Linked DNA regions of Homo sapiens: regions 1, 2 and 4 are each linked to region 3. A link is a loop called in an ENCODE intact Hi-C map of the cell type or tissue named here. Cell type or tissue: mammary epithelial cell. All regions are shown on one strand.

Region 1 (5,000 bases), 580 kb before region 3:
AGCACTCTTTTGTTTTTCTTTCCAATGTAACTACTGTAGGTCACAGGGTTATGAAGATGGGTCTTCTCTTCAAGCAACAGACTGTAAGCATCTCTTCATTCACCATCTCACATGGCAAAAATTATGCAATTTATATATTTGCTTTGTTTGTTCAGTGGTGTATAGGTCATTTCTGTCTATGTCTCTTTGCCTTAGGAAATTCTTGTAGGGCAAGCACTTTGTCTATTTTGCTTCACAGAGTTTAGTACCACATGTAAATGAAGTCTTAATACATACTGATGTTACCGATATTGAATTCACAAACCATGAAACGAAAGCTTCAAGATGATCATGAAAAGAATATATGAAGCAAAAAATGTATCTAGATCACTTTGCATCACGCTAGGCATCAGAGAGTCTGAATTCTTGGCCCCTGTGTGTATTGGTTATCTGTATCCCCATAGATTGCTGAGCCTCAGTTTCCTCATCTATAAAGACAGTGCTAGATGGGTGACCTGTACTCTCAAGCCCAAAGATTTTCTTTTGTTTTCTTTCTCTTTTATTTTGTGTACTCCACCCATAAGACAGCCCAAGCTTTAGTTACCCAGAAGTTTTTACATATCTCTGAAAAACCTTGTAAAATTACTGTTATTTCTTCCAAGTAGTAGAACGAGTACTAAGTGAGAATCAGAAGACTTGAGTTCCAGTCCTAGGTACATTGAAAGGTATCTCTCTGATATAGTTTTGCTGTGTCCCCAACCAAAATTCACCTTGAATTGTAATAATCCCCATGTGTCAAAGGTGGGGCCGGGTGGAGATCATTGAATCATGGGGGCAGTTTCCCCCACACCGTTCTCTTGGTAGTGAATAAGTCTTATGAGATCTGATGGTTTTATAAATGGAAGTTCCCCTGCACAAGCTCTCTTGCCTGCCGCCATGCAAGACTTGCCTTTGTTTCTCCTTTGCCTTCTGCCATGATTGTGAGGCCTCCCAGCCATGTGGAACTGAGCCCATTAAACCTCTTTCCTTTATAAATTACCCAGTCTCAGGTATGTCTTTTTTTAGTAGCATGAGAACAGACTAATACATTCTAGGACTCCTGCAGGTCACCCTGCCACAGGCCCTGAAATAACAGTGCAGATCCATACCACCAAGCTGAGGAGGAAAGGTCTATGGTTCATTCAGAATGAAAGTTAAGACCCCCACCTTCACTCCAGGATTAATGTCCTGAGAGGCCCTTTTTGTTGTGTTTTCCTTAGTTGCTATGCTGGGTTCAGGCCATTACTCCTCCACCCTCCTACTTATCCTTTCCCAGGCAAGAGGTATACACAGATTCCTTTGAGTCTCATTTTCAACTCCCTATACCACCTGTTGCTTTTTCTTCATTACAGTCATTTAAGATTTTATCTTGTAAAGAATCTATCAATATCCATTAGCAGTTTAGATTTGTTTTATCTGATGTAAATTTCTAGTAACTCCATTGAAATTCTGGAGCGTTTCAAGGTATAAAGGATCTTACAGGTTAATTTACAAATGCTTTCTCCTGACCTATTCATTAGTACTTTTTCTACTGGGAGAAAGAAGTTAAGGAAATCAAAGTTCTATTTGGGATTTCATTGCTGACTCATTGTATGACCTTTGGCAGCTCTTTCTTAGATGTACTTTTTATCTATTTAGATCAGTAAGACCATGGCACAGCTTCTAAGGATGTGTTTCTATGCCTTCCTCCCCCACATAAATAAATATCCACAGCAACTGGCTTGACTGTTGATTTGTATTTAAACAACTACAGTATGTCTGTTGAGAGCTAATATTATAGACACAAGTTTTTAGGTCTCACATCTGAGAGTCCAGAACAGGAAATGAAGCCTCATAGGATCAAAGTCCTTTGGTTAAGGTTCTGAAAATTAGATAACAACAAATCCAGATTCTGAAGCCAGTATCATTCTTTCATATCGGGTAGATGGGAAGGCAAGCTGTCGATTAACCTTTGGAAAGCTCCATTACCTCCCATTGACCCAACAATTTTATTCACAGGATTCTTTTCTAAGGCAATAATGAATTTACCTACTGAAATGCTGTCAAATACTTGTTTATAATGGTGAAAAATTATAAAAAGAGAGATGAGTTTAACATGATGTGGTATTCCACATAATGAAAAAAAATGCACAGATGCTAAAAACATTGTAAAATATATTTAATCGCATCAGAAGATGTTCAAGGCATATTGTTACCAGAAAAGAAGTAAGTTATAAAAGAGTTCTATATAGAAAAAAAGTATAGCTATGTATACTAAAGTAAAAAATATGTCAAAGCTATTCATAGTATTTTCTCTAGGTGGCAGCATTACAAATGATTTTTATTGTACTGTTTATCTGTATGTTTAAAATTTTTCTCCACTAGAGATGTATTTCTTTTGTGAGAAATAAGAAAAAAAATAAAAAGTTAAACAACCAAGAGGTTAAGTCAGTTCCATGGCAAAACAACAGTCAGGGAATGCATGTCAAACTATGCACAAGAAGGATACAAAGTATAATATCAAAGCAGGCAACTGAATTATACCAAAGCAGCAGGATCCTCAGATTCCCAGCATTCTTTTTGTGTAAGCAGGGATCTCTCACTCCACAGTCACCCTCATTCTTTTAGGGCTCTATGTCAGGTGGCCAGGTAACATTAGCCAGGTATACAGATAAATAACATATCATTAATTCTGGTTACTAGGATTATTAACTGTGTTTGCTCTGATTGTTTTTTCCTTAAGTTTAGCAGAATTGAAATAAAGACATAGGTAAGGAAAATACACTTATTAATCTGAAATAAGAGTGGGAATGTGAACCTTACTCACTCCATCTCCTTTTTAATTTGATTGATTGCTTTGCCCTGGAGTATAGCTGAATAGATTACCAATCCTCTTCTACATTTTCATATAAACCCACAAGGGAGGAGATAGTTCTATGGACAGTTTCCATCACTTGACAAAGCAAGATCTTGTTTACCTCCTGGAGTGACCCCAACACCCTAAGATACAGAATCTTCCACTTTCAAGCCTTTGAGTAATTACTGGGGGAGTAAAGACATCTGAGAACTTAGTCCTCCCTTGGGGATAAACTTTGCATGACTAAAATTTCAGTCCTTCAAAATTCCTTAGGGTTTATTGCAACATATAATTTTTGCTAATTAGTTTATATAAACTTATGTTTACTTTCACTAACCCAAATAATTTGTACTGATAGATTTTCAATCTAGAACATTTTCTGGAAAATTTATTGCTGAGCATTAGAGCCTAAATTAAAACACAGAATCCAGCTTATGTCTGAGTTATGAAAATCTATTTTGGTATTTTGCCTGCTCCTTGCTTGACTGACTGTCCGTATTATAACTACTCTTCAGCAAGCCCTAGACATACAAAGCAAGACTAAAGTTATCGAATTCCAATACTGTGGTTTTAAATCCACCCTCATTGCCCTTTTCCAGAGGCCCCTCTGGGAAATAAACATGGATCAGAATAGCATATCTGACCACCAAGTACAGTAATCATTCATTATTAATGTCCCAATGTCACACCAAAATGGAGGATGAAGGGTTCATTCAAATAATCCTATAACATTGGCTAACATCCCTCAAAGCACTCAAAAGTGCTTCAGTTTTGAAATCAGTTGCCAGCTAAGAAACAAATTCAATTTCAATGCACTTTCTAAACCTCCAGATTAATTTCGTCTATAAAGTAATTTTTAAACTCATTGCTTACTTAGATTGACCATAAACTTAGTGAGAAAGAACTTTCTTCTCTCTGATTATACACACAGAATTCTACTCATATCAAACAACGAGTGGAGTTTCAGAAGGCAAACAAAAGGAAAAACAGAATCAAAAAATTAGCTCTGAGTAAATATAAATATCAACCAAACCTCAAGTCATTTCTTTCAACATTAATCAACATGATTAAAAAGCACCCCTCCACAGTACCCTAAATCTTATGCCCATCCCACCACTATTTAACTACAGACAGAAACCATCTTGTGAATGTCTAGTGAAAATCCAAATGTCTACAAGTAAATTAACAAGTAAAGTAAGTAATAAAATTAAAGAAACAAAATGAGGGACAACTGAGCTGGAGATACAGAAAATATGCATAAGACTATGTGAGAGATTTACAAGGATGGGACAACTTATATGATCTCTCTATGATTTATACTTTACCTGCTTCCAAAACAGAGGGGAGAAGGCAGGTGACTTACAAATAGTAAGGTACACTATTAAAGATAAAATTTTAAAACACAGGAAAGAGAAAGATGAACGAGACATTTAAAATGAGATTATTACTGCAATTCAGCACTCAGTTTAGCTCAGTGAAAAGAGGAAAAAATGTGTGGCCAAAAGTAGACGGCCGAACAAAAAGAACTGGTATGGGGAACTAAATATATAAAGGGGTTATCAATAGTTAATACAACCTGTAATCCTAGCACTTTGGGAGGCCGAGGTGGGTGGGTCACCTGAGGTCAGGAGTTCTAGACGAGCCTGGCCAACATGGTGAAACCCCATCTCTATTAAAAAATACAAAAATTAGCCAGGCGTGGTGGCACATACCTGTAGTCCCAGCTACTTTGGAGGCTGAGGCAGGAGAATTGCTTGAACCCAGGAGGTGGAGGTTGCAGTGAGCTGAGATCCACCACTGCACTCCAGCCAGCCTGGACCACAGAGTGAGACTCCGTCTCAAAAAAAAAAAAAAAAAACCAAGAAGGTAGCAGTAGATGATTTCTGTAAACAGAATGAATTAAAGAAAGACCTGAAACACTGAAACAAGAAAGATCTTGCCTCTTTGGAATTGCATGGCATCTTTGTGACACTAATCAGACTCTGGAAGACAGAGAAAGCTAGATGTACAGAGGTCTGGCCTGAAAAGAGCTGAACTCAATAATCAGAGAGAAAACACTGACAACAAGGAAATTCCTAAGGAAAATTTATTTCTGAAACTAGCAAAAAAATGGACCCTGCAATTAAACTTTGTCCGTGTTGCTTGT
Region 2 (5,000 bases), 230 kb before region 3:
CCAGCCTGATTCAGTAACTAGGTCAGGCTCATTCAGTGAAAGTTATAGCCTCATTCAGTGAAAGTTAGGCCCGTATATAGCCTCCGCCACTGCCTCAGTGGCCACTCTGCTCATGAGCACATTGTGCCACAGGGGTAACTAATGACAAAAGCTGGCTAATGTCAACTGGCTGAGTCATGTTGTCTATTTGGTTAGTCAGTGCCTTGACCATAGTTTATGCTTTCTGGTGAGCATTACTATGTAATATACCCTCCAAAATTTATACTTCATGCTCATTCCCATATGGCCATCTATATTCCTATACCCCAGACCTCCTCATCACGGATTTTCAAGCCCTTTCTCTTCCAGGCCCTGACCAGCCAGTTAGGCTATTTGCTACTGCCTATAAATCCATAGATGTTCTCACCTCAGGCTACTTCTCCTCTACACAAGATGGATGGCCAGGAGTACCACTTATAGCTCTGCCCATTGAGAACATTTTCCTTCACCACCGTCTTTCAAAGCCACTCCTAACAGTGTCTATTTCCTTTTCTTTTATGTAATGGTCAGTCAGGTGTGGCTGCAAGAGGAAACACAGGAGAGGCTCAGGAAAATAAAGTTCATTGTACTCACAGGTCCTAGAGACAGGAGGCATGGCATGCTATGCAGGGCCACGTGGGAAAGATGCCAGTATAGCCAGAAGGCAAAAAACAGACGCGAGGGGAAAGCATTAGGTCAGAACCTTTACTGGGGTTTCTGTGCGAATGGCAAGGCAGGGCAGGGTGTACAGTTGAGCACTGGCTAGTTTCAATAATTCGGGTGGACTCTAAGCTATTGGAGTGGTCCCTAGGTGTCCGGTACCTGGCTCTTGAATGATTAAGGCAGGGGAATATTGTTTCCTGGGGAGTATGGGCAGGATAGAGGAGGTATGGCTCTGGGTTGGTTAGTTTGTGTGTCAAAGATATGTTCCCATCTTGTAAATCAAGCTTGGGCTTTTTCTCCTCCTTTATCTCACCATAGGAGGCCCCTCATACAACCATAGGGGTGAACTGAGGGAGGTAAACACGAGTAGTGGTGGTGGGTGATCTGTCTGCTTATGTATTAGGTTGAGGCAAAAGCAATTGCAGTTTTCACCATTAAAACTAATGGCGAATGCCAGGCGCGGTGGCTCACACCTGTAATCCCAGCACTTTGGGAGGCTAAGGCAGGTGGATCACGAGGTCAGGAGTTCAAGACTAGCCTGGCCAACATGGTGAAACCCTGTCTCTACTAAAAATACAAAAATAAATTAGCCAGGCGCTGTGGTGTGCACCAGTAATCCCAGTTACTCTGGAGGCTGAGGCAGGAGAATTGCTTAAATTCGGGAGGCGGAGGTTGCAATGAGCCATGATCATGCCACTGCAGTCCAGCCTGGGCAACAGAGCAAGACTGCCTCAAAAAAAAAAAAAAAAAAAAAAAAAAAAGGAATGGCGAAAACTGCAATTACTTTTGCACCAACCTAAATAGCTTACTCGTGCTGGGTAGTCCGATTTCCATCTTACAATGCATTGGTGCTGGGCCTGCCTATCTTTATGAATTGATGGGTCTAACAAAACCCACTCATTATGGGCCACTCCAGACACATGGCCAATGTTCATTTCTCTACTAGGGTCCAGGAACATACCAGGAGCTGTTTTTCAAGTAAGAGAATACATTTCAATTAGGAAAGAAATTTGATTATCAAGATTATGTTGCCCTCATAAAATGAATTAAAGTGTTTTTCTTTTTTTGTTGTTGTTCTACTGAAACCTTTATAAAGGATTTGTGTTATTCCTTAATTAGTAAAATCCACTTGCAAAGTCATGTGGGCCTGTGTAAGCAAACTATGAAATTACAAATTCAGTTTAATAGGTTTCAGACTATTTGTGTATTCTACTCTTTTTATGTAAGTTTTGATAGGTTGTGCTTTTGGGGGAATTTTCCTATTTCCCTCAGAGTTCACATTGGAAAGTTCTTGCTAGTCCAAGAGGGTAGTAACAATTCAAATATATTAGCATGTTTATAATACCATCTTTTTCCTCTTAACCTCTCTGTATCCTTATAATTTTGGTATGGCCTTTGTGAATAGCCTGTAATTTTGTTGTGGTTTTTTTTTTTTTTTTTTTTTTGACTCATCTGATGTCCCATTCAAATATTTATTTTTTAATTTGATGCAATGCTTGGGTTTAAATGTACAATATTATATTTTTGTTCTATTTGTCCGTTGTTTCCTTTTATTTTCTCCCCTTTAAACATTTTCTGTTATTCCATTTTTTCATTCTTACTGGTTTGAATGTTACATGCTTCTTACCATTATTTTAGTGGTCACAATAGAAATTACATGCATCCTTGACATAACAAAATCTAACATTAATTGGTATTACCCTCCTCTGGGAGAAGCAAGGAATTTCCAACATGAACTCTAGTTACATCTCTTGCAGTTTAGATACCTTATTTTAGTTCATTATGTATTTAAATCCATAATGTTTTTGTCTTGTTTTCATATTAGCACTTAGATTTAACCACATATTTGCCATTTCTGTTGCTTTTTATTCATTCTTATGTATCAACATTCCACCTGGGGATAGTTCTCTTGCCTGAAAATCTCTTTTCAGTATTATTCCTAATAAACCCTCGGATTTATAAAAGTATAATTCAGTATTTCATTGTAGGAGAATTTTCTACTTTTCTTGAAAACAACTTTGACATTTTTAAAGGTGATTTCTGTTAGACATTAAATTCTAGGTAAAGATACCATTTCACTATATTTTCGTTTCTGTTTTGATTAGGTAGCTTTTAGTGAAGTAGTAGAATTTTGAAAGTGATTTTTTTCTCTCTGGTTGCTTTTAAGATTTTTTCTCTCTGGTTTTCAGTTCTATTATAATATGCTTAGGTATGAATTTTTCTTTCTTGCTTGAGATTCAGAAGCTTCCCCAAATCAGTTGCTTATCTTGACAGCTATGGAAAGATCTCAGTAATTATCTATCAATATATTGCTTTTGCATCTCTCTGCTGTTTTCCTGCGGTGTTAAATTTGATAAACATTTCTTATCTTCTATATTTTCTGTTCTTGTTTTATTCTATTTTCTTCTCACCAGTCTTTCAGTTCACGAATTCTATCTTCAGCTGTGAGTAAGCTGTCACAAGAACATTGAGTTCTTGATTTCAGCTAGTATTATTTTTGGCTATATAACATTGGAAATTTTTCTGTAATTTTCCAGATATCTGCTAAATTCTTCATCTTGACTTTTATCTCCTTGGACTGAGTAAGCATATTTTAAAATCTGTGTTGTCTTTGATTCATATTGTCTTGTCTCCACACATGCCTTGTTATTTTGTGGTAAACATCGTTTGCAAAACTATAGAAATACTTTAAAGCTTTAAAAGGTCTTTAATTCCAATTTCTGTTCACCTATGCCTGTAGGACACCATCAGATATATTGTCATCCTCTTGGATACCTCCTCCAGAATTTGCCAAAAAACTCAAGGAGAAAGTGGCCCCCAAAACAGGCTCACCTACTTGGGTGTTATTTTCTCTCCCAACTTCTGGTTGTAATTTTGTGCTTACTGGCTTTCTAATGGCCTTCAAATTGATTTTTTTTTTTAAACAATTTTCTCCATTTTGTCTAGATGCCCTCAGTTGGATGGTTGGTCCAAATCATCTTACATTACTATAAGTGGAACTTCCTTCTTGTTGCTGTTAAGTCACTTATATTCTAACTATATGGGAATTTGGCTTTCTCCAAGTAAAGGTGGTATGAGACAGCTGTAAATATCTGGAAGCTGTGGTTAAAAAAATGTATAAACAAATTTGGCTTCTTTTAAATTCCATTTGAGTATTCACAAAAAATGCTTCAGGTCACACAGACCAATTTTGGTACACTGAAGTTAGGGGACTATGCAAGAAGTTAACCATGAGCTAGGATCATTGGGGGCCATCATGGAGGCTGGCTACCATTCAATAAGCAAGTTTAGTTTGTGGCTGACAGCTTTTCCACACTCAGTATGTGATAAGTCTCCCTTCAGTATGACATTATGGTGTACACTGAGTTGTGACTTCTGGCCAGAGTGAATGCTCTGATATGCAGTCAGACCAATTTATAGGTGAAGGCCCTTTCAATACATTCATAGGTCTTTCCAGCCTGAGCATTATGGCAGAGATACGTAATCTTCTGTTGACCTTTCCCACCGCAATATTTAACACATATATATTCCTTGCTTTACAATGGGACCAAGTTCTGATAAACCAATTGTAAGTCAAGGAGTGCGCTGAATGTGTATGGTTTTCGCACCACTGTAAAGTTGAAAAATCTTGAGTCAAACCAGTCGAAGTCGGGACCATTATAAAATTTCTCTCCGGGATGTTTGCTGACATTGATTGAGGTGTTACTTGGAAGAACTTCCCACAATTACTCCATTTATGTTTCTCTACATTATGAATTCTCTGACCTTCAGTCAAATTTATCCTCTGAATAAAGGCCTGCCAACAATCGGTACACATATAGTTTCCCTTCTATATGCATTCTCCAAAGGCACCTAAGCAGACTGGTTAGTGATGCCTACACCTTGGAGAGACCACCAATTAAATAATCATCACATACTTTTAGATCGATTATGGACATGATTTTGTTAAGTGTTAATAACTTCATTAATCTATGCCACAATTTATTGAAATGTTGTGTGGTCATGATTAATGTACAGAATGTGGAGATGTAATTACTGCCCTGAAAAATCTTGTGTTATCCTTAATAAGGCTGTTGAAAACAAATCAGTTCTGATGTGTACAACTGTATCACCAGTCCTACCTTCCAGATAGTTTTTGTTACTAAGAGCTTTTAAAATAACCGTTTCACATAGCTCTCCTTATTTACTTATTACTAAGTAAATGAAAATAGAGAATTTCCTTTGGAAACAATGGCAACAGGAACAGAGGGTAATTATCCTGTGTAAAATTTTACTCCAACCGATATTATTTTGAATTATCTATCATAAAATATTCCACA
Region 3 (5,000 bases):
CGCCCAGGCAGGAGTGCAGTGGCGGGATCTCGGCTCACTGCAAGCTCCGCCTCCCGGGTTCACGCCATTCTCCTGCCTCAGCCTCCCAAGTAGCTGGGACTACAGGCGCCCGCCACTACGCCCGGCTAATTTTTTGTACTTTTAGTAGAGACGGGGTTTCACCGTTTTAGCCGGGATGGTCTCGATCTCCTGACCTCGTGATCCGCCCGCCTCGGCCTCCCAAAGTGCTGGGATTACAGGCGTGAGCCACCGCGCCCGGCCTGAATTAATATTTTCACAGGCATTGCTAGGCATGATGTCACTTGATTTTGGCTCCAGGTGGAGGATGGGGCCCATGAGGTTCAAGGTTCCCCACTCCGCAGAGTTTTTTCCCCATTCCTACACACCCAGACATTTGTATCGAGAATTGATCAAAATGCATTCATGTGCTATAACTTCTTGTCAGGGATTCAAACCAAGTGATTTCTGACCTCTCTCCATCTGCCTCTCTTTTAAAAATATGTTTTAATTGTCTTGTTTTAGACATGTTTTATTGTAAATTACTTCACATTCTTTTTGAGAATAGGTGGCATGTAAATCATAGTTGAAGAAAAACCTTCAAGCCAGCATAATATTCCCAGAGCACAGAAAGCTCAGTGGGGAGGGGGCAAGGAGAGGCTGGTTGCCCTTGGGCCCACCCATTAGGTGTACCTGTCACTCCCACCATCAGGCTCTGTTCTCTGCAGGCTGAGGGATGATGGAAGAACAATCCAGAGGTCTGTTAGGAGCCCCACTCTGTCAGAAGCAGAGCATCCAATTCACTCAGGCCTTGCTCTACTGACAACTTCATGTCACAGAGGGACAAGGATGTTGTGAGGGAGCTACTGCTTGGATCTAATTTTGGCCATTAAAGGTGAACTAGGTGGATAACACAATGGAATCGACTGGCACTTAGACAGAAAAGGACCTTGTCACTATGTGATTCTCAAGAGCCAAGGAAGTGAATGCAAGCCGTCTATGTTCCTGAGACTGCAAGAATGAAGAACTCTACAAGTCCAGAGAAAAGAAGGTGATTCAGTGGATTAAATCTCAGAGGGCAGCAGAATGTGGAGGTTAAAGTACACGCTCAGGAATCTGGACAGACCTGAGTCAGGCTCTTGGCGCTGTCCTTACGGCTGTGCAAATGTCACCTCTCTGTATCTCAATATCCTCATCTGTAATCGTGAATAATAAGACCTACCTTATATGTCAACATTGAGAATTAAATGAGATCACATATATAAAGCCCCTAGTATGGTTTACTATTATGGTGAACACTCAGTAAAGGTTATTATTGTTGTTATTATTGTTACCATTATTGCAGACTTCCTATATGTAAGGCACAAGGCTAAATGCTCTTTGATTCCATGGTCAGAGACTCTAATCATGTAGAACTTGGTTCTAGAAAGACTGGAGGCTCCACCTAATTTAATTCTGACTCTACTCTGGAGAGGAGGAAGAGAGGGAACTATCCAAAAAAATTACTGTCTCCAATGAGCTTATATTTTACAAGGACACTCACAAAGGCAGGAAGGAGGAATTTGCAGCCAACAGCAGATACAAAGGAGTGGCATCAAAAGAAAGAATCAAGTCACGGAAGTAGAAGGCTGGGGCACAGGAGAATGCACACATAAAATACACCAGGAGCCACTGGGGTGGGTTCAGAACAAGAAAAAGAACAAGAGAAGAGTTTGGCCTCCTGCTGGGGGCAGATGACACAGTTAATTTAGAGATGATACAGTGAAAACAGAATTACTCAACTCCTAGTTTGCTTCCATCTTCTTTATCAGGAATGACCTTCGAGCCAGAAAGAAGAACAAAAATATGGCCAAGAGGAAATTAAAGTCTGTGATAGTGAGGAAGTAGGAGGAGAGCACCTGGCTGCTGCATTTAAGTCTCCAGCCTCAGATGAATTACATCTCAGCACCGTCTATACAGGCACCCCAATACTCACTGCAACAGGAACAGTAAAATAAGCAGCTCTAGGACCCTAAAATAACAGGAATTCATTTACAATATCTGACATCTGAAAAAAATGGAAATATTATAATATATGAGACTTTATGAAGCATGGTAGAACTTGCAGAAACTTGCAGAGGGGCAAATGTCTCCGTTTTATTAACAGGGACTTTTAGCAAAATTCTAACGCAGCTTAGACACCTTGTGTTGACCCAGGAAGATGAATGCTGGTCAGACTAACCTCATCTCCTCTCTGACAGGGTTCCTCAGGTAGTAACTGTTCCATTGTCTAGTTAGAAAATGGTGACAAACAAGTCAGCACACTTTCTTTGTGGACAAGGTAGAGAAATACAAGCTCCATGATAATACAGTAAGGAATATTCAGAGGAGCTCAGCTATAATCCGCTAAAAGGACTGGAGAACAGGATAATATTATTCTGTACAAAGATGTGAATTGGCACATGACTTGGTCTTCAGTGCCTCTCTATACAAAAACAGTAATGATCTGCAAGACAAAGGAAGTTTGCTGACATCTGCTGGGAGAAAGATCAGGAGGCAGCTGGTGAGGTGGAGGAGGGGTTGAGAGCTCAGGCTGCGGAAGTAGAGACCTGTTGGAATCCCAGCTCTACCACTTACTAATTGTGTGATGTTAAAGAAGTTACTTACACTATCGGACTCAATTTCCCTATCTGGAAAGTGGAGATAATGATTGTATATACCTTACTATATGAGGTAGATTAAATTAGTACGTAAAGCATTTAGAATAGTACCTGATTATAGAAATTATCATTATAAATGGGATCCCATTATAAATGGGATCACTTTGTGTCAGGAAGTGATGGAATCTCACAAGATGAAAGCTGTAAAAATAAGATATTGACTATAACTTACACTACCCCAGAAGGAAAACAACCTAAAAGTCTAACAATAGGAGACTTATAGTACATACATATGATAGACTATTACAGCCATTAAAATCATGTGGCAGGCAACAAAAGCAAAAATAAACAAGTGGGACTACATCAAATTAAAAAGCTTCTGCACAGCAAAGGAAACAATCGAAATGAAAAGGCAGCCTACAGGTTGGGAGATAATATTTGCAAACCATATATTTGATAAGGGGCTAATATCTAAAACATATAAGGAACACACACAACTCAAAAGCAAAAATATGAATAACCAGATTAAAATATAGGCAAAGGACCTGAATAGACATTTCTCCAAAGAAAGTATAAAAATTACTTTTTATACTTTCATAACCAACAGTTATATGAAAAGGTACTCAACATCACCAATCATCATGGAAATGCAAATCAAAATCACAATGAGATATCATCTCACACCTGTTAGGTTGGCTATTATAAAAAGACAAGAGATCAGTGTTGACAAGGGGATGGAGAAAAGGAACCCCTTTGCAATGCGGTGGGAATGTAGATTGGTGCAGCCATTGTGGAAAACAGTAGGGAGGTTCCTAAATAAACTAAAAATAGAACTGTAATATGACCTGGCATCCTCTTCTGGGTATATACCCAAAGGAAATGAAATCACCGCCTCGTAAAGATAACTGTGCTCTTATGTTCACTGCATTATTCACAATAGCCAAGATATGGAACAACTAAAGTTGTCCTTCAACAAATGGATGAAAACAGAAATTGTGTTGTGTGTGTATATGTATCTATAGATATCTATAGATATCTATATATATCTATAGATATATATACACAATGGGATATTAGTCACCCTTAAAAAAGGAGATCCGGCCATTTGTGACAACATAAAAAGGACATTATGCTAAGTGAAATAAGCCAGACATAGAGAAAATATTATATTATCTCACTTATATGTGGAATCTTAAAAAAATCAAATACACTGGGCGTGCTGGCTCACGCCTGTAATCCTAGCACTTTGAGAGGCCAAGGCGGGCGGATCACAAGGTCAGGAGTTCAAGACCAGCCTGGCCAATATGGTGAAACCCTGTCTCTACTAAAAATACAAAAATTACCCGGGCTTGGTGGTGGGTGTCTGTAGTCCCACCTACTTGGGACGCTGAGGCAGGAGAATCGCTTGAACCCAGGAGGCGGAGGTTGCAGTGAGCCAAGATCGTGCCGCTGCACTCCAGCCTAGGAGACAGAATGCGACTCCGTCTAAAAAAAAAAAAAAAAAAAAAAAAAATCAAATACATAGAAGCAGAGAGTAGAACAGTCATTACCAGTGGCCAGGGGTGGGAGAATGGGAAGACGTAGATCACAGGGTACAAATAAACAAGCAAATAAATATGTACATAAATAAAAATACAGTCATGTTACAGAAGACTAATTACTCTAATAAGGAAAATGAATCAGGGAAAGGGAAAGGAGAATGATGGAGGCAGAGGTACTGTTTGGGCAAGGTGGTCCCTGAGAGAGGGTATGGGATCAGGGGCTGAAATGGACTGAGCCTCGTAGCGCTGGGGAAAGCAAATGCTCTCAACAGGAAAGGGCTTGAGCTGGAAAGAAGCCCTGGAGATGGAGTAGGTAAGCAGAGGGGAGAACAGAAGGAAAGGAAGAACGAAGCTGGAGAAGGCCCATCACACAGGCCCCTGCAGGCCAGAGTAAGGAGCGATTGGGGTTTCATTTTACGTGATATGGGAAGCCACTGGATGACTCTGAGCAGGAGAGAGTCAGGATTTTAAAGGATCACAATGGTTATTTTTTGGAGAACAGAGTGTAGGGGAGTAAGAATGGAAGCAGGGAAACCAATTTTAGGGGATAGTAGTTTAGTAGTTTTACAGTAGTTTAAGAAAAAGATAGAGGTGACTTATGTTGGGAAAAAATGGTGAAAAGTGTCAGACTCAGGATATATTTTGAATGGCAAACAGCATGATCCTAATTTTATAAAAAAGAAGCACATACACATATTGGAAATATACATATGCAGATATTAACAGAGGTTATCTCTGGATCATGCTGTTCATGGTAACTTTGATTTCCTTCTTTGTACGTTTCTGCATTTTCAAAGTTTCCACAACAAACTTGTAGTATTTA
Region 4 (5,000 bases), 450 kb before region 3:
TGCCAAGCAGATCAAAGCATGGAATATTCATAAAACCCCATTAATTCCATCAGCACCCATTACCATAAGTTGAATCAATTTTTGCAACTGGAGCTTTCATTATAGGCATCATCCATATCCCTCCACCCACCCTAACAGACCCCATTTTAATCTCTCCCCACCCCTGCATATATGAGCACAAAATGTTTTCAGAATTTACGTACACTTCACACCTTGCCAGTGACAATCATGCCCCCTAAAACCAAAACAAGTAACAATAATGTGGACTTTGTTCTTTTCAGGGAGCTCATTGAAGGGTGGAGCTGAACCCCCACAAAGCAGGATAAACCAGTTCCTATTAAACCAATGCATCAGAGACACTGAAATAACACAAGTAAACACCAGCCTGAGGCTAGGAAACTGAGGTTCTGGTCTTAGCTCTGCCACGTATTAAACAAATCATTTCTCCTCTAAAACTCAAGAAATGGCATTGAGGTCCCCTCTGTTACCAAAATTCTATGATTCTATGACTTCTTGTAGGTAGCCATTATCAGCTATCCTTTGCTTCTCTCCTCCTCACATGACTAAGCAACAACAAAACATGTGACAACTTTAGAATTTCCCACATTTTAGCCCCCACTCCCTCATGAGAATTTTTCTAGTGGTCTTAAGATCATCCTGAATACTCTGCAGATTAGGGCAATGTAAGACACAGAATCTTTACCCTAGAGACTTTACCTATTGCTCCGGTATCACGAAAATTTACCGAGTAAAGAAAGAAAGCCCTCCTCCCATTATTCTAGCAAGAAGGGAACACACTGACCAAAGATTCATTCCTCTTGGGCCTATAGCCTCATTTCAACAGTTAAGGGATTTTGCGCCATCATAGCATTTACCAAACGTAAGCCTTTAGTTAGCAGAGTGCTAACTCTTAATCAGGTGCTCCTAATTCCAGCACTGTACATCACATTACTGGTGGCTGTTTGTGCGTCATGAACCAGTCCATTAACAGCCTACCCTTGGTCACTTACATGCACAATGGCAAAAGCAGAGAACACTGGAGTGTTCATCAGAACTTTAAGTTCTCAAGGCAGCAGATATGGTCAAAGATGCTCACTTTGAAATCCATTAGCAAAGTGCCGCATGAGAGATTGATACTTGGCCTCTCAGTAATGCTGTTTTCCTCTAGGATTGGAACAGATGATGACCGTTTCTTGAGTTAAGCAAAAGTTGGCTTGCACTCAGGAGCCATGTTTAAACACCAGAATTACCTTGAGTTCAGGGAGATGCTCCCACAAGGAGAGGCCCAAGAAAACTGAGATCAACCAAGGAAAAGCAAATGTATGCTCCCCATCCCCAGGGAGCTCCCAGAGCAGGCCTGGGCTTATTGAGTAAATTGATATGCAGAATTACTCATGATATTTAAATTTCTTTCCAAATGCTCCCAGTTGAATTTATATATGTTACATCACATGATGTAACTCCACTGTAATGTCACTAAGGCAAGCATACTGAATTTTCTGGGATGGGCCAAATTCAGATATTTTGTCTCAGCCTCAGAGTATGTGACACGTTACAGGTTTCAGAGACTGCAGTCATTCTAGAAAATAATACAGTTCTTTGAAAGATAATTCACCCACTTTTTCAGACTAGATTAGGAAATGACATGGTACAGTCATGACAGGTACAGTCCTGTCTTGTTTTCTATTAAAAAGCCTTGATCTATTACTGTGGCAAGTATATGATATACTATTTTTGACAAACAGTTAAATAAAAGATATTCTTTTAAAGTTATTTTAACACAATTCTTCTTTTACACAACTAAATATTTTGCTTATATTTTGAAGTAGTTTCATCTTCAGCTTCTCTCATTACTTTTCACTGGGACAGAAACACACACACACACACACACACACACACACACACACACACACACATAAAATCTGCCCTCCTGATTAGAACCTCAAAATTCTATCTCTAATTCTAGAATGAAGCATAATCTTTCTGAAGCAGTAATTTTTTTAAACCAGGGGTTGTAGGGCTCTGGTGATATAGGAATTTTGAAGCTAGTGTCCAGAGGGTAAGGCTGGTGGAGATACCAATGGTGTGCAGGTGGTGGCAGCAGCACTCTTTGCGGGCCCACTCTCCTCAGCCCAGCTGCTACCACATCTCTCCTATTCCAGGCAACCACATCCAAATCACTGCATCCTTCCCCTGTACCACAGTTTACTCCTATTGGTACAGTTTCTTTCCCATGAAAAACAAAGCTGGTATACACTTCCACACTCCCCATCTACCACAGGCAGTAAAACCCAGCAAGCATCTCTCAAGAATTTTCTCTGGACATGCCACTGTAACTGGCACTTGAATCCTGCCAATTTTTCATTCTGAGATGAAAAGATGAAAAGCATAAGGACATCATGTCACTGGGCACAAAGCACTCAACAAATTTTCTAAATTGAAGTATCTGCCAATGATAGCTAACATTTATTGAGCACTTACAATGTGCTGGGCATTCTACTAAACATTTTCATGAAGTAGCTCACTTAATCCTTATTATAACCCTATGCAGTAGAAATCATTATTATCTTCAAATGATAGACAAGGAAACTAAGCCTCAAAGACAGTGTGCAACCCGCCCAGCGCTCACACAGTGAGAACATGGTGGGACCAGGACTTGAACCTGTGATGTCCCACTCTGATGCTGGTACAGAAATGTCCTCAATTCAGAGGCTCCCTCTGAAATCTTACTCTCAGACAGAGGGGTAGGCTCCAAGCAGAATTCCAGAGACAAATTCCCAGCAGATGGCTTAACTGATGAGAGGACCAAAAAGCACTAGTATCAGCAGAGAAGTGAAGGAATGGAAACAGCAGCAAAAAGAAAAGACAGAAAGGGAAACCAATGTTTGCTAAGGACCTGCTAGGTGACTCACAATCTTGTAAGGTATTACTAATCCCCTTTTCACAGATAAGATTACTGAGGCCCAGAAAGTTAAGTAACACACCAAAGGTAAGATAAGTCAGGACTCCACCAAACTGGAAATGAACAGGCCGAAATTTTCATTCATCTAGGAAAAGAGAGGGAAGAGACGAGATCATACAGTGAGTAGTACTTTGGACCTGAGGCAGGTGAGGGTTTGAGGATGGAGGTGAGGAGAGACACTGGTTAAAAACCAAAGGAAGAATGTGAGGAGCCTTGGGTACACAAGTCATTAGAGGAGGGTTTGGGGCCAGATGAGGTAAGTTAGAAGAAAAGGAGGGACAATGAAGCAGAGAACTAAAATAGAAGGTTTATGGAGGAATAGGGGTAACTAAAGGAATGGCCAAAAAAGCAGAAGATGTTGATCTCTTCCTCCTCTTCTCTTCCTCCCATTCTTTCTCTCTAATGTAAACTTCACTGTCTCCTAGTTCCCCCACTGCTCTACCTCCAGATCTTAGTCTTATTTTTCTTTTCCTTTCCTTTAATGGCCCAAACAGTGGAACCAAAGTATACTTTTACTTTATATGTTGATTGAATAAAGTCATATGCTCTCAGTTAGTTTTTAAATTAACTCAAAAGATAGTTTTCTATCTCTACCACTACCCAGAAACTTCACTGAAACTAGAACCAAGTTTCTCTTCATAAGTAAATATGAATATCTCCATAAATATCATAAGAAGACCTTACTGATTTTTTTTTTTATTTGAGATGGGGTCTCACTCTGTCACCCAGGCTGGAGTGTGGAGGTGCAATCTTGGCTCACTGCAACTTCTGCCTCCCAGGTTCAAGCACTTCTCCTGCCTTAGCCTCCCGAGTAGCTGGGATTACACGCGTGTGCCACCAGGCCCAGCTAAATTTTTTTGTACTTTTAGTAGAGACAGGGTTTCACCATGTTGCCCAGGCTGGTCTCGAACTCTTGGCCTCAAGTGATCTGCCCCCATCAGCCTCACAAAGTGCTAGGATTACAGGCATGAGCTACCATGCCCAGCCGATATTTTCTATTAATACGTATCTTTAAATTTGTCTTATTCCTACCATAGACTAGGTGCTCTGAGGGCATGTTTCTTCCACTGAATTGTAATTTTTAAAAATAGGACTTTGGAGATTTGTTTTATGTATAAGGCCTGCTAAAAACACTAAGGAAAAAAAAAACTCTTTTGTAAGAGGGTCTTAAGTGAAATATTCACTGAAATCTGAGAAATCTTGAGAAGTCGAAGTTCTAAAGCAGATGGTTGCTCTCTATAACTGACTACAAGTGGTTTTAATGGTAGCGAGTTGCTTTTCTCACGTGACAGGACTCTAGCAGCAAATAATTCTGGAGGTGGTACAGAGGCTTGGGGAAATCAATAAGGACCAGCACTTTCTATCCTTCTGTGTGTTGGGATTGCTTTCCCTTATGAGAGGCAGAAATTTTATAGCTTTTCTGTCTATATGCCTCTTGAAGGAAGAATCTGTTTTAAAATATTTTACTAATGTCTGAACCACCGACTTTGATAACATAAAACACAACTTCAAGCCCAAATGTAAGTAGAAAAGACCTTTCAAAATCTTCATTCATTTATTCAGTCACTCACCAAACATTTGCTAGTTTGTACCTGATCTGAGGTAGGCACTGGCAGGGAGAGTGAGAGATAAATAAACTATAAAATGTTGTCTCTAGGAGCTTTCATTCTGGTGCAAGAGACACATAAAAACAATTTACCACAGGTCGCTCGATCATGTACTACAAGTAAGGAAAGAACGGGGGGCCGGTGGGAACTCAGAAAAGGGGAAGTTACTGCCTGAAGACACTAGGGAAGCCTTCATAGAAAGGATAATCCCTCTAGTCTTGAAGGATACACAGACATTTGCCAAGTGCATTTTCAATGCCAGGAGCAATAGGCTCACAGGATAGAAAAGGAGCTAGAGATTCAAATCAGATAGTAAAAGTCTTTAGATGCTCAGCAGAGACAAATGGGTTTCTTCAGTCTGAGAATGACATGGAGAGCTTCAAATGTGAAGAAGAAAATTTGCAACATTGTAAAGACAAATTTATATAAGG

What was found. A loop is a pair of places that touch in the nucleus more often than their neighbours do. Peaks named below come from ENCODE experiments on the same cell type or tissue, not always from the same donor. Only the 100,000 strongest peaks of a DNase experiment are listed, where the experiment ranks them.
Region 1: a loop joins it to region 3, with 5 times the contacts of the local background. A loop is called at or near these places in 2 of 110 quality-filtered maps.
Region 2: a loop joins it to region 3, with 5 times the contacts of the local background. A loop is called at or near these places in 2 of 110 quality-filtered maps.
Region 4: a loop joins it to region 3, with 19 times the contacts of the local background. A loop is called at or near these places in 7 of 110 quality-filtered maps.

Annotation. Positions count from the first base shown.
Region 1 is chr14:32,511,085-32,516,084 of GRCh38, reverse strand. The region is part of intron 2 of AKAP6 (A-kinase anchoring protein 6); the gene reads right to left. Among named protein-coding and RNA genes, the nearest start is that of AKAP6, 180 kb to the right of the region's middle. In mammary epithelial cell, a CTCF peak has its summit at 2,321 (motif pointing right); no DNase peak of the experiment used is centred here; H3K27ac peaks cover 465 bases.
Region 2 is chr14:32,160,612-32,165,611 of GRCh38, reverse strand. No RefSeq gene overlaps it. Among named protein-coding and RNA genes, the nearest start is that of RNU6-7, 39 kb to the left of the region's middle. In mammary epithelial cell, no CTCF peak of the experiment used is centred here; no DNase peak of the experiment used is centred here.
Region 3 is chr14:31,932,383-31,937,382 of GRCh38, reverse strand. No RefSeq gene overlaps it. Among named protein-coding and RNA genes, the nearest start is that of LINC02313, 10 kb to the left of the region's middle. RefSeq lists enhancers at 2,386-2,680, 2,182-2,838. In mammary epithelial cell, a CTCF peak has its summit at 2,514 (motif pointing left); a DNase peak (open chromatin) is centred at 2,512; H3K27ac peaks cover 1,833 bases.
Region 4 is chr14:32,380,004-32,385,003 of GRCh38, reverse strand. The region is part of intron 1 of AKAP6 (A-kinase anchoring protein 6); the gene reads right to left. Among named protein-coding and RNA genes, the nearest start is that of AKAP6, 53 kb to the right of the region's middle. In mammary epithelial cell, a CTCF peak has its summit at 2,092; a DNase peak (open chromatin) is centred at 2,933.